Regions from separate parts of the Homo sapiens genome. Here region 1 is linked to region 2. Evidence: chromatin loops called from intact Hi-C (ENCODE). Cell type or tissue: PC-9. All regions are shown on one strand. Each heading gives the region's core, and the rest is flanking DNA. Links, peaks and the distances in the headings are about the cores only.

The links. Peaks named below come from ENCODE experiments on the same cell type or tissue, not always from the same donor. Only the 100,000 strongest peaks of a DNase experiment are listed, where the experiment ranks them.
Region 1: it touches region 2 in a loop (9-fold over the local background); 3 of 110 quality-filtered maps call a loop at or near these places.

The regions. Positions count from the first base shown.
Region 1 is chr2:146,631,674-146,637,067 of GRCh38, forward strand. No RefSeq gene overlaps it. Among named protein-coding and RNA genes, the nearest start is that of LINC01911, 200 kb to the right of the region's middle. RefSeq lists an enhancer at 2,179-3,378. In PC-9, for the core only: no CTCF peak of the experiment used is centred there; a DNase peak (open chromatin) is centred at 2,838.
Region 2 is chr2:146,577,629-146,583,022 of GRCh38, forward strand. The region is part of intron 1 of LOC124907895 (a long non-coding RNA gene); the gene reads right to left. Among named protein-coding and RNA genes, the nearest start is that of LINC01911, 260 kb to the right of the region's middle. In PC-9, for the core only: no CTCF peak of the experiment used is centred there; a DNase peak (open chromatin) is centred at 2,173; H3K27ac peaks cover 349 bases.

The DNA of each region.
Region 1 (5,394 bases), core at 56-5,055, 54 kb after region 2:
TTTTATTTGTTTCCACATGTGTTAGCTAAAATGAATTGCTGTAATTAGTATAAATTGCAGTATAAGAGAAATAAAGAAGTTAAAGCTATCTTGAGGCCACTATAGCTCAAATTTTGGTCAGGAATGTCCCAATTCCTCTTCTCCACATGGTATCATTAAAACATTACACACTTAATAAACAGAATTTTTAAAGAAATCTAACAGCAAAGTTGATAACATTAATTCTTGATTATAAATCTCATCATAAAATTGTATCAAGACAGTATATCTTTTACTAAACCAATAATATTGAAATATTTGTGAACAGTTCTTTTATAAATTTGAATTATAGATACTTAAGTTTCTATGCCACAAAACCCTCAATAATCCATATTTTAATAATGTTCTAAATGCATATCTCAGTATAAACATATCCCAGTATAAACTCCAAAACTATGTATACTCAAACAAAAAGCAAATGTTGATTTTCAAGCCATAAATTCTGACTGGCAAAAATATAACTTGATTTTTAAAATAATTTCATCTTTACTTTGAGATTCTTTTCTGACTAGTGGCAGAAAAAACAATCTAGGTAACATCAGATAAACTGGATACTCTAGTATTTTTCTTAGCCATTTCAAGTTCGAACTCAGCCAGATAAGATTTCTTTCTTTTCCCTGCCTTCTCCATGGGCTGGACAGTTTAGGTATCCAGGCTTTAATTAACCATGACCTCAAGAGAAGGAGTTGGTTTCTGTTCATGACAGCCTTTTTGGGTTGTAAACACATCTCTACTTCTTAGCTCCTCCATACTGATAATATCAAGCAGTGTCTTAGTTCATTATGAATGTTTTACCAGTATAACATAGACTGGGTAGCTGATAAGTAACAGGAACTTATTTCTCACAGTTCTGGTGGCTAGGCAGTCCAAGACGAAGGTACTGGCAGATTCAGTGTCTGGTGAGGGCCCACTTTTTGGTTCATAGATGGGACCTTCTCACTGTGTTCTCACATGTTGGAAGGGGCAAAGGGTCTCTCTCTCTGGCCTCTTATACAAGGACGCTAATCCATTCCTAGTGGCTTTCCAAAGGCCCCACCTCCTAACACTATCACCTTGGGGGTTGGAATTTTAACCTAGGAATTTGAGGGGACACAAACAGTAAGACCATAGCAACGAGCCTTCAATTAAATAGTCCAACCTGATACTTTCTAGGGCCCTGACTAGCTCACTCACATGCTTTCTCACATTCTGTAAATATTATGTTATTCCCCAGTTATGGGTAATGAAAAAGTCCCTTGTTTACTGTTTTGCACTGTTTCATATAGGAAGTAGATCACATGACCCTTCTATTCTCACAATCTGCAGAATTACCTAGTTTTATCATATTCCTGGAGTTCAGCCTAGAAAAGTGAACATAGCGCCCCGCTTTGGAGACTCTCACTATATGCCCACCAGCACTAGAAATATTTATAAACTGTAAGCAGTTAAACTGGTTCTTAGATTATATTACATTGCAACAGTTGTCATTATTTATGTAGTAAATATACTTATTTATGTAAAACAGAACATATCTAATAAAATAATGTATCACATTGATCAACCAAAGAATCAGTGGGCAATGAGAGTGCCAACAGGTCAGCCTCCAAAGTGAAGGAGTTGCCCAGCACTGGCCAGAGGAATGCATACCTGTCAAGCTAAATCAAGAATCTCATCTGCTTCAAATATTACAGCATGAGGCCATTACACATTTGGATCATGTAACTAATTATCCCTATGCTTATTTTAGACTTACTTAAATAACCCTCTGGCAAGCTAGCTTCCCAAATGATACAGGAAATATACTGGTGAACTCTCATACATTTTATTGTACATGAATATATCAGCATAATTTTATACATCATCCTCTAAAGAGTTTTATTTACATAAGTTCATATTCTCAGTTCTGGTTTATGCCAGGATACTCACAAGAAAGTACCTGCCCTCCTGCCACCACTGGGTTCACAAGACTGAAAAAAGTGGTGAATTTAGTTAGGCAACTGCTGTCTTCTGTGGAATCTTTGTCTCAATGTTCTTTCCTCAAAATTCTACTATATGAATTTTCCAGGTCTATAATATCCTACTAATGTAAAGGCTTTTTACATGATTGTTTTATTTTGTTTTGTTTTTTGTTTTTTTGAGACAGAGTCTCACTCTGTTGCCCAGGCTGGAGTGCAGAGGTGCAATCTCAGCTCACTGCAACCTCCGCCTCCCGGGTTCAAGCAATTCTCTGCCTCAGCCTCCCGAGTAGCTGAGATCACAGGTACCCACCACCAAGCCCGGCTAATTTTTGTATTTTTAGTAGAGACGGGGTTTCACCATGTTGCCCAGGCTGGTCTTGAACTCCTGACCTCATGATCCACCCGCCTCGGCCTCCCAAAGTGCTGGGATTACAGGCATGAGATGTTTCAAGTGATAGCCTTAAGCAGAGCTGCTCCACAATTTTCTTTTATAAAAGATCTCTAAATACAATGCCGGTGGAGAATTTACTAAAAAGCTTGTTATTGGCTGTTTATAAATATTAGCCCAAGATTTATTGCTATTTGTCATATAAATATCTAAAATATTTCATTGTGCTTAGTTTATATCTATAAGTGAGACTTCCTTGTTAAGGAGGTATATTCACACATCAGAGCAGTCAAGGCTCACCTCCGAAAGGAGAGTCATCTGACGTCAAGAAAAAACCAAAAGTAAGTATTGTGAGGGTAGCAGGGAAAGAAAGCCTGGGTAATCCACATACCTGAACGAGTACTTGTCTGCACCTCATATTCAACTAGTGCCAAACAGGAGTCAGTTATTATTGATTCCATAGAGCTGAGTCACATGAAATTCATTCTCTCTGGGATTTGGCCAGAAACAAGGTTTATTAAGCCTTACATCACTTTATTATCCAGGTTAACTCCTCACTCTAAGGGCTAAGAGAGCTTTATTATTAGTTTGCAATTTTGTATGTTTTAAGTGGAATGACATTATTTTGCCCAAGTGAATAAAATGAAGCACAGTAATTGTAATTGCTATTGCCAGACTCCATAGCGAGCCTCGCAGGATTTTCCAAAAGTAAAATGACAATGCATCTTTGTCAACCTGGCCACCAACCCACCACGATGATTTCTGGCATATTTCCAACATTCTCCAACAATTCTTGGGTGTCCCTGCATAAGATATACGACATGTCAAAGTCCAGATTCATTACATTTCTGCTTTTTTTTCTTTAGTACAAGATAATCCTTCATCATTGACTCATTTTTTAACAGAGTGCTCCAGTTAAAAATATATCAAGATCTTGCCACAAGATGTCTTGACACTGACTCATTATTATAGAAAAGAATATGTTCAAGGAAACGAATGGGTAGGATAATGGCCAAGTGACAAAGCACAGCACTATACACATAAGATGGATAGCATTGACATAAGATGATAAACTGGAGTACCTGAACGCTCATGATAATTTAAATTGTATCCGTTTAAGAAAAGTGCAGTTGAGAATTAAAGAGAACCAACACATCATATGAATATAACAAAGTTAATGCCTTAGGCTTACATTACCTGGTCCCCGGCCTAAGAGATAATCTCATCACTCACTGCTAATTTCCCTCCTCACTCCCCTTCGCATTCCTTGGTTTTGTATTTGTATGTGTGCAACATGCACAATATACACACATGAGCACATACTTGTAACCTACCAACTTGACTTCTGACAGTTTCTTGACTACTTCATACTTGTACACATCACTAGCATTTTGTTCTTCTAGTACCGTCTACTCAAAACTTTCTTGTTTCCTTTACTCTTTGTTCTACTAATATAGGCCCAGTATAGATCTTCGTTCTCAGAAATATTTGGTTTACAATGAAATAAACTGGTACAAACTTAAGCCAAAATGTGGATGCCACATATGACATGGCCACTTCTCATAGAACCCAAGCATAGCCATGTGGTAGAAACAAGGTTTAGAATTTGTGTGTGTGTGTGTGTGTGTGTGTGTGTGTGTGTATCAGTTGTGATAGAGCCATCATATAGGAAGGTCCAGTTTCCTCACAATGGAAATGTAGTTTCAAGTAAGCCATATTCAAACTCTGCTTACACTATGCTAAATGACCCCGTCATACATACTTGTGGAGTTGGTATCAATAAATAAAACAAGCTTTATACAAGTAGTATTTAACACTTTTGAGAATAAAAGCATTTCTGCGTCATTCTCTGTAATCCTCAAAGAAAAATGAAAAGAACTCTGAATATCTTTGATTTGAATGTGCCCAGAGATTGATGCAATAGAAATATCAATTGAAATAAAAGAAGCAACAAATAACCTGAGATCAATACGTTATGTCTATTTAGTTTGATTATACCAAAATTTGCTTCAGAATTTCAGAGTTATAGTAATCATATAACGTAACTAGTTAACCCTGTGGTATTGCACATGAGAAAACTAAGGCTAGGTGGGTTTAGTAAATTACATAACCAAATGTACATTACAAAAGCAGTATCTACGTCTAAAAGGGCTCACGTAGACTAAGTAGAGAGAAATTAGGCTCTCGAGAGAAAATTATATAGTTGGCCAACTATGATGAGTTTCTACTCCACTGATTAAGTGCTCTTACTCTAGTTTCTCTTCTATAAAAGCATGGTAATAATATATGCTTCATAGAATATTGTGAGAAATATATAAAATAATATCAAGGAGACTCCTAGCCCAATAACTGGGACAGAACAGGCCTCTTAATAACATCTTCCTCTTCCTGGTTAACTCATATGAGTTTGAATTTAAAATACTATTCTAACTTTATTTACAAATTAGATTAGTGTGCAATGTATCAGATAATTTTGCACTTTTATATTTCCACAGAAAAAGTATATTATTTGGGGTATATGTGTTATGTGTTTTACATAAGTGTTACGTTCCCTCTCTACCTTGCTGTCTTTATCAACAGTATAAATTAAATAACTTTCCATGTAGTTATATTTTGTTCCTTTTAACTATAGCAGAGTATTTTATAGTATGAATATTCTAACATTGTTTAAGCAGTCTCTAATTTATGGACATTTAGATTAATACAGTCTCCCTCACAATATTGTTATAAAGACTGAAATAACTGAAATAATATTGTAAAGTTCTCAGCACAGTAAGCAAATAACAAATGCTTGAAGTTGGTATTCCATGTTCATAATATTATCATAATCAGTTTTAAAATTATTCTCATTACCATTTTCCACACTTTTCCATTTCCCCATATAATTTTTTTAAAAGGCAAACTTTATATCACTTTATTTTTCTTCAGTTCCCTTTAAATTTGCATTTTACTGTAGTTTGATTTCATCCCCATAAAGATTTTACAAAAAATACTTTTACTGAGAACATCAACAATCTCTTATTTTTTAAA
Region 2 (5,394 bases), core at 274-5,273:
TTACAGCATTCTAATTTGGATCAGTTAACACTTTTTTTTTTTTTTTTTTTTTTTGTAACAGTGTCTCGCTCTGTCGCCTAGGTTGGAGTGCAGTGGCACGATCTTGGCTCACTGTCTCCTCTGCCTCCCGGGTTCAAGCGATTCTCCTGCCTCAGCCTCCCAAGTAGCTGGGACTACAGGCACCCACCACCACGCTCAGCTAATTTTTGTATTTTTAGTAGAGACAGGGTTTCACCATATTGGCCAGGCTGGTCTCGAACTCCTGACCCTGTGATCTGCCCACCTTGGCCTCCCAAAGTGCTGGGATTACAGGTGTGAGCCACCGTGCCCGGCTGTGGATCAGCTAACACTTTCTAGAGTGTTGCAACCACTATAAAATACTGCCTTTAACGAGAGATTATAAGAAAATGAAAAAAAGTTTTAATGTTTTTTAAAATATTGAATATTTGGAAAAATATTATTCTTTATACCAGGCTACCAATACGCAGATGGATGAAGGGAAAACTCCAGACTTAAGAAAATTTTTTCATTGATATTCAAAATTATATCCTAACATGTTTATTCATTTTACAGTGATTTTATTTATTTATTTTTTTCTTGAGACGGAATCTAGCTCTTGTCACCCAGGCTGGAGTGCAATGGCTTGATCTCGGCTCACTGCAACCTCCGTCTCCCGGGTTCAAGCAGTTCTCCTTACTCAGCCTCCTGAGTAGCTAGAATTACAGGCCTGCACCACCATGCCCGGCTAATTTTGTATTTTTAGTAGAGACGGGGTTTCACCATGTTGACCAGGCTGGTCTCGAACTCCTGACCTCAGCTGATCCGCCCACCTCAGCCTCCTAAAGTGCTGGGATTGCGGGCATGAGCCACCGTGCCCAGCTCATTTTACAGTGATTTTAAAACACATATTCCTTGGATAGCTTTCCCAGATATTATCTTTCCTAAGATTTTGTGGCAACTTGTGTGTACTTTTTTCTTCTGGAGAAATGCCTGATTATATGTATATTTTTTTATTTTCATCTTTTTTTTTTTTTTTTGAGACGAAGTCTTGCTGTATCACCCAGGCTAGAGTGCAGTGGCATAATCTCAGCTCACCGCAATCTCCGCCTCCTGAGTTCAAGCGATTCTCCTGTCTCAGCCTCCCAAGTAGCTGGGATTACAGGCATGCACTGCACCTGGCTAATTTTTGTATTTTTAGTAGAGTGGGGTTTCACCATGTTGGCCAGGCTGGTCTTGAAATCCTGACCTCAGGTGATCTGCCTACCTTGGCCTCCCAGAGTGCTGGGATTACAGGCGTGAGCCACCGGCTCGGCCAACCTGATTACATTTTTACATTATATTTTCAAAGATGTTAAGACTCAAGTTTAAATTCAAGTCTTTGATCTCATTTTTAGTGGAAATATATGCATTGTCAGGAAGGCAATATTTAAAACTGCTAACCGTCCTTTACTGTCCCTGGAAATAGATTTTGAGTTTTCCTTGATAATAGTATCCACAAAGGGTGCCAGGAGGACACTGGTGTGATTATAGATGGAAAGAAGAGTCTCAAAGTGAAGAAGGTTACAGTAACAGAAGGCTGAGTGACAGGGTAAACCTTGCCTAGCTCAGAACTGTGCTCAGGGCCTGAGTTGCTTTTGAAACATGATAAAGAACCTAAGTAATTTATTCTGGGGAAAAAAGATCATGCAGTAACTCAATAGTTTAAGTATTTGGTGACTCATTTCCAGGAAGAGACTGTACATTGGACTTTATAGAGAATATCTTAGTAGCAAGACTGATGAAAGCTGATGATACAAACCTGATGAAAGTATAGAGTGTTTCTCAGGGGATGAAGCAGAACTGACATTCACTTACTCTTATCACAATAAACAATTTTCAAATATTTTTTCCCAAAGGGAGGAATTTATAGCTATGAAAGTATATTTAGTTATAGTAAATAATCTTTCTGTAAGCTCTTTAAATGGCCAGCTAATATGCAGAATACGAACTTTTTTGTTAGGATGGAAAAGGTGATATGTCATGGTGTCTGTTTACTTGATTGATAAAATCAATGCAAAAATTCTAGAATGCTACCATATGGTGTTCATTTGTCCCACCCTTCATGGGTTATCTCTACTATTTACCAGCTATACTAGCTAGACTTGGAAATATGCCCATTCCACAAGCATTTGTAACTAGTTGGAATTCCTATCATACCAAAAATTTCACAAAGTGTAAACATGTTATCAAATACTTCTTTGAGAATTCAATAGGCTTTGTTCTATAAAAAATAGTTTTCATAAACCCTTTAGTAGGACATGCCTAAAAATTGTTAAAATACTGTTTTCTAAATTTTAGAATGAAATACAAGTTTCTAAAACACTTCATGAGTTTATCATTTATAAAGATGACTTTATACCTTTAATATTCATAATTGATTTGAGTCTCATAAGGTCCTTGTCAGAGTAGTTAAAACATTTTATCAAGGAGCACATAATATTTTTTTCCATTGGGAATGTGTTTCTACGTCTATATGTAATTTCAGAATCACATGAAAGCTTTATGGCTTTGTGGGTGCCAGCTTAGAACAGTGACTGACACAGATCAAGCTGCTGTTTTACCAGGGAAGAATTATTGGCCCTTGTCTAAGCATGATGGCGTTGCCTGGCAAAATGTTAGCTGCTTCTTTTATCATGTTATTTGTAAGTTAATATTTCAGGATATAATCACGCATCAACAGGCAACAACATTCAAATTTAAAGAAACTCCCGATATACAGAAAAATACACGCAAATATACAAAGCAAGCAAACATCACGCAGATACTTAGGCAAGTGTCAAAAGTTAAGAAAAAAAATCTATACGACAAAATAAACATAATTTAAACAAAATTAAAACCAGCATTTTAAAAAATGATCAAATTCCTATCATCAACATTCAATCTCCATTTTATTTTGTCCATAAAGAAATATCTCATAAATAAAACCTAGAAGACATTTCTTTCCCAAATCTTAAGGCAATAAAACAATTCTCCTGAATCCATTTTTTAATATTATGGTTTCATAAATCAAACACATACACAGCTTTATCCCACTTGGAAGATCATACACAATAAAATCTGTGCAGCTATTCATAAGTGGGTGTAGTACAAAGTCTCAGCCTGATAGCTTCTTTCCAGAATTCTATTATTTTAATCAAAGAAAAGGAATTATACCTCATCTGCCAGTGAATTTCTTCACCTAAAATGCTTTCTGAGCAAACATTAGAAAAACTTCGTTTTAAAAAAGAAATGTTTATGAAGGACGAAACCTACATTAGCAAAACTTCATTTTAAAAAAGAAATGTTTATGAAGGACGAAACCTACATTAGCCATTCTACTTTTAAGTGATCTTTCTGGCCTGCTACCTGCTATTCTCTGCACAATGTATAGATCAATAAGCACACTGTGCTTTGGGATATCTACGGTTTTATTTCCTTCAACTATTATTTGAATTATTTGTTTGTATTTATCTTTCCATCAGTCTTATTATTATGTTACCAAACTGGATTGTAAACTCTTCAAGGACATGTTCTCAAGCTCATATGACCTCATACAGCTTGGTATTCACTACAATTCCCAATATGACTTGTCTGCATTCGATTTACCCCACTTTGGGAAGGTCTTCCAACCTTAACACTGACCCTTGTTATCTGGAAATTTCACTTGTTAAAATCTGCCCCTCACTTCCACTAGTGCATACAACTGTAATGCAGAAGCCTGTCTCTCATACTCAAGTGGGCACTTAAGCTACAAAAACCAGATATTTTGCCCTCAGAAGTTGGACATTTGTAACCGAGGAGTCAGTTTCTGAAAATCTTTAGAACTAAGTCAGTTTAACTACAGTATTTTAGATAAAAAGTCTGTGAGATTTCTAGATTTTCATTCTTGGTTGTTTACCTGCTTCTTGGATTCCTCATCATGGCTCAATATAATTCCATAATTTTTCCTTTTGGGAAGGTGGCTGGAGTTGCTTTCCCTTTCTTTGCGTTTTCAGTTATAATTCTAGGAAACTTAACTAATAAATACATACTCACTAGAATTAGCATCATGAAGGAGTTTCAAAGAAATATAGTCTTTATGCTGGTCATGGTGGCTCATCCCTGTAATCCCAGCCCTTTGGGAGGCCGAGGTGGGCAGATCACGAGGTCAGGAGTTTGAGACCAGACTGGCCAATATGGTGAAACCCCATCTCTATTAAAAATATAAAAAATTAGCCGAGCGTGGCAGCACATACCTGTAGTCCCAGCTACTCAGGAGGCTGAGGCAGGAGAATCATTTGAACCTAGGAGGTGGAGGTTGCAGTGAGCCAAGATTGCGCCACTGCACTCCAGCCTGGGTGACAGAGTAAGACTCTGTCTCAAAAAAAAAAAAAAAAAAAAAAAAAAAAAAAAGAAAAGAAATATAGTCTCTACAACAAATTTTAAGAGAAAAAGTACTGATTTCTTATCAGACCCCTTTGATAAATGAATAAAAACACCCGCCTCTGTATGTATGTATCCTATGAGCAAACCCATTATTACTAAAACATCTCTATGAGTTGTGGGGAATTTTATTACATGCATTTAATCAAAATATTCAATCTGATTAAAATATATTTGAAGAATCCCAGTTACACTTGTGCCAAGCTTTATTTACCTTGAGGTAGGTATGTAAGTTTTTTTGTAGTTTTTTGTTGTTGTTGCTTGTTTGTTCCTAAGTAGAATTCTCAAATCAACATCAAAATAAAGCTGTCTTTTGAAAATAATTTATCGTTCCTAAATTCTTCATTGCATTCTCTATATCATGAAATGTATTTGTGATTAGGAAGAGTCAACATCCTATAAGACATTATATACACCTCCATAATATCTTAAAAAGTAAAGACAATTTTTCCATTAGTGAGTGAGAAAAAAAATAAAGCAATCATTAAGAAGTCATATGGTTTTGGGATTTGGGGGACAAAGACACTTTGAGAGAGCATCTTTCATGACAAAGACTGTTCCTTTTTTTGAGAGGCACACAGAATCTACTTAGTAGAAAAATTATTGACTCATAAGGAAGCCCAAAGGTGGAAACCATTTATTTGTAAATCTATTTCTTGAATGCTTGTTTTTGTTTCTTAAATCAAGTTACTGAAATTGGTATTAAGAAATAAAAAATTATTTAATACACAGTCACTAAGATTATCACTCTATGGAAGAAAACATTTGACGTGTATGTATAAGTTATATAATATATCTAGAATGTTGATGATATAAATAGAAGAGGCATTTTAACGCCTCGTAGTTTCCTGGAAAACAACTTACCATCAAGTGTAGTGATGAAAATAAAACGCCTTAAATTCCCCCATCAACATGTGGCTATGTTAAAATTTTAACGATCAGAACACCTAATGT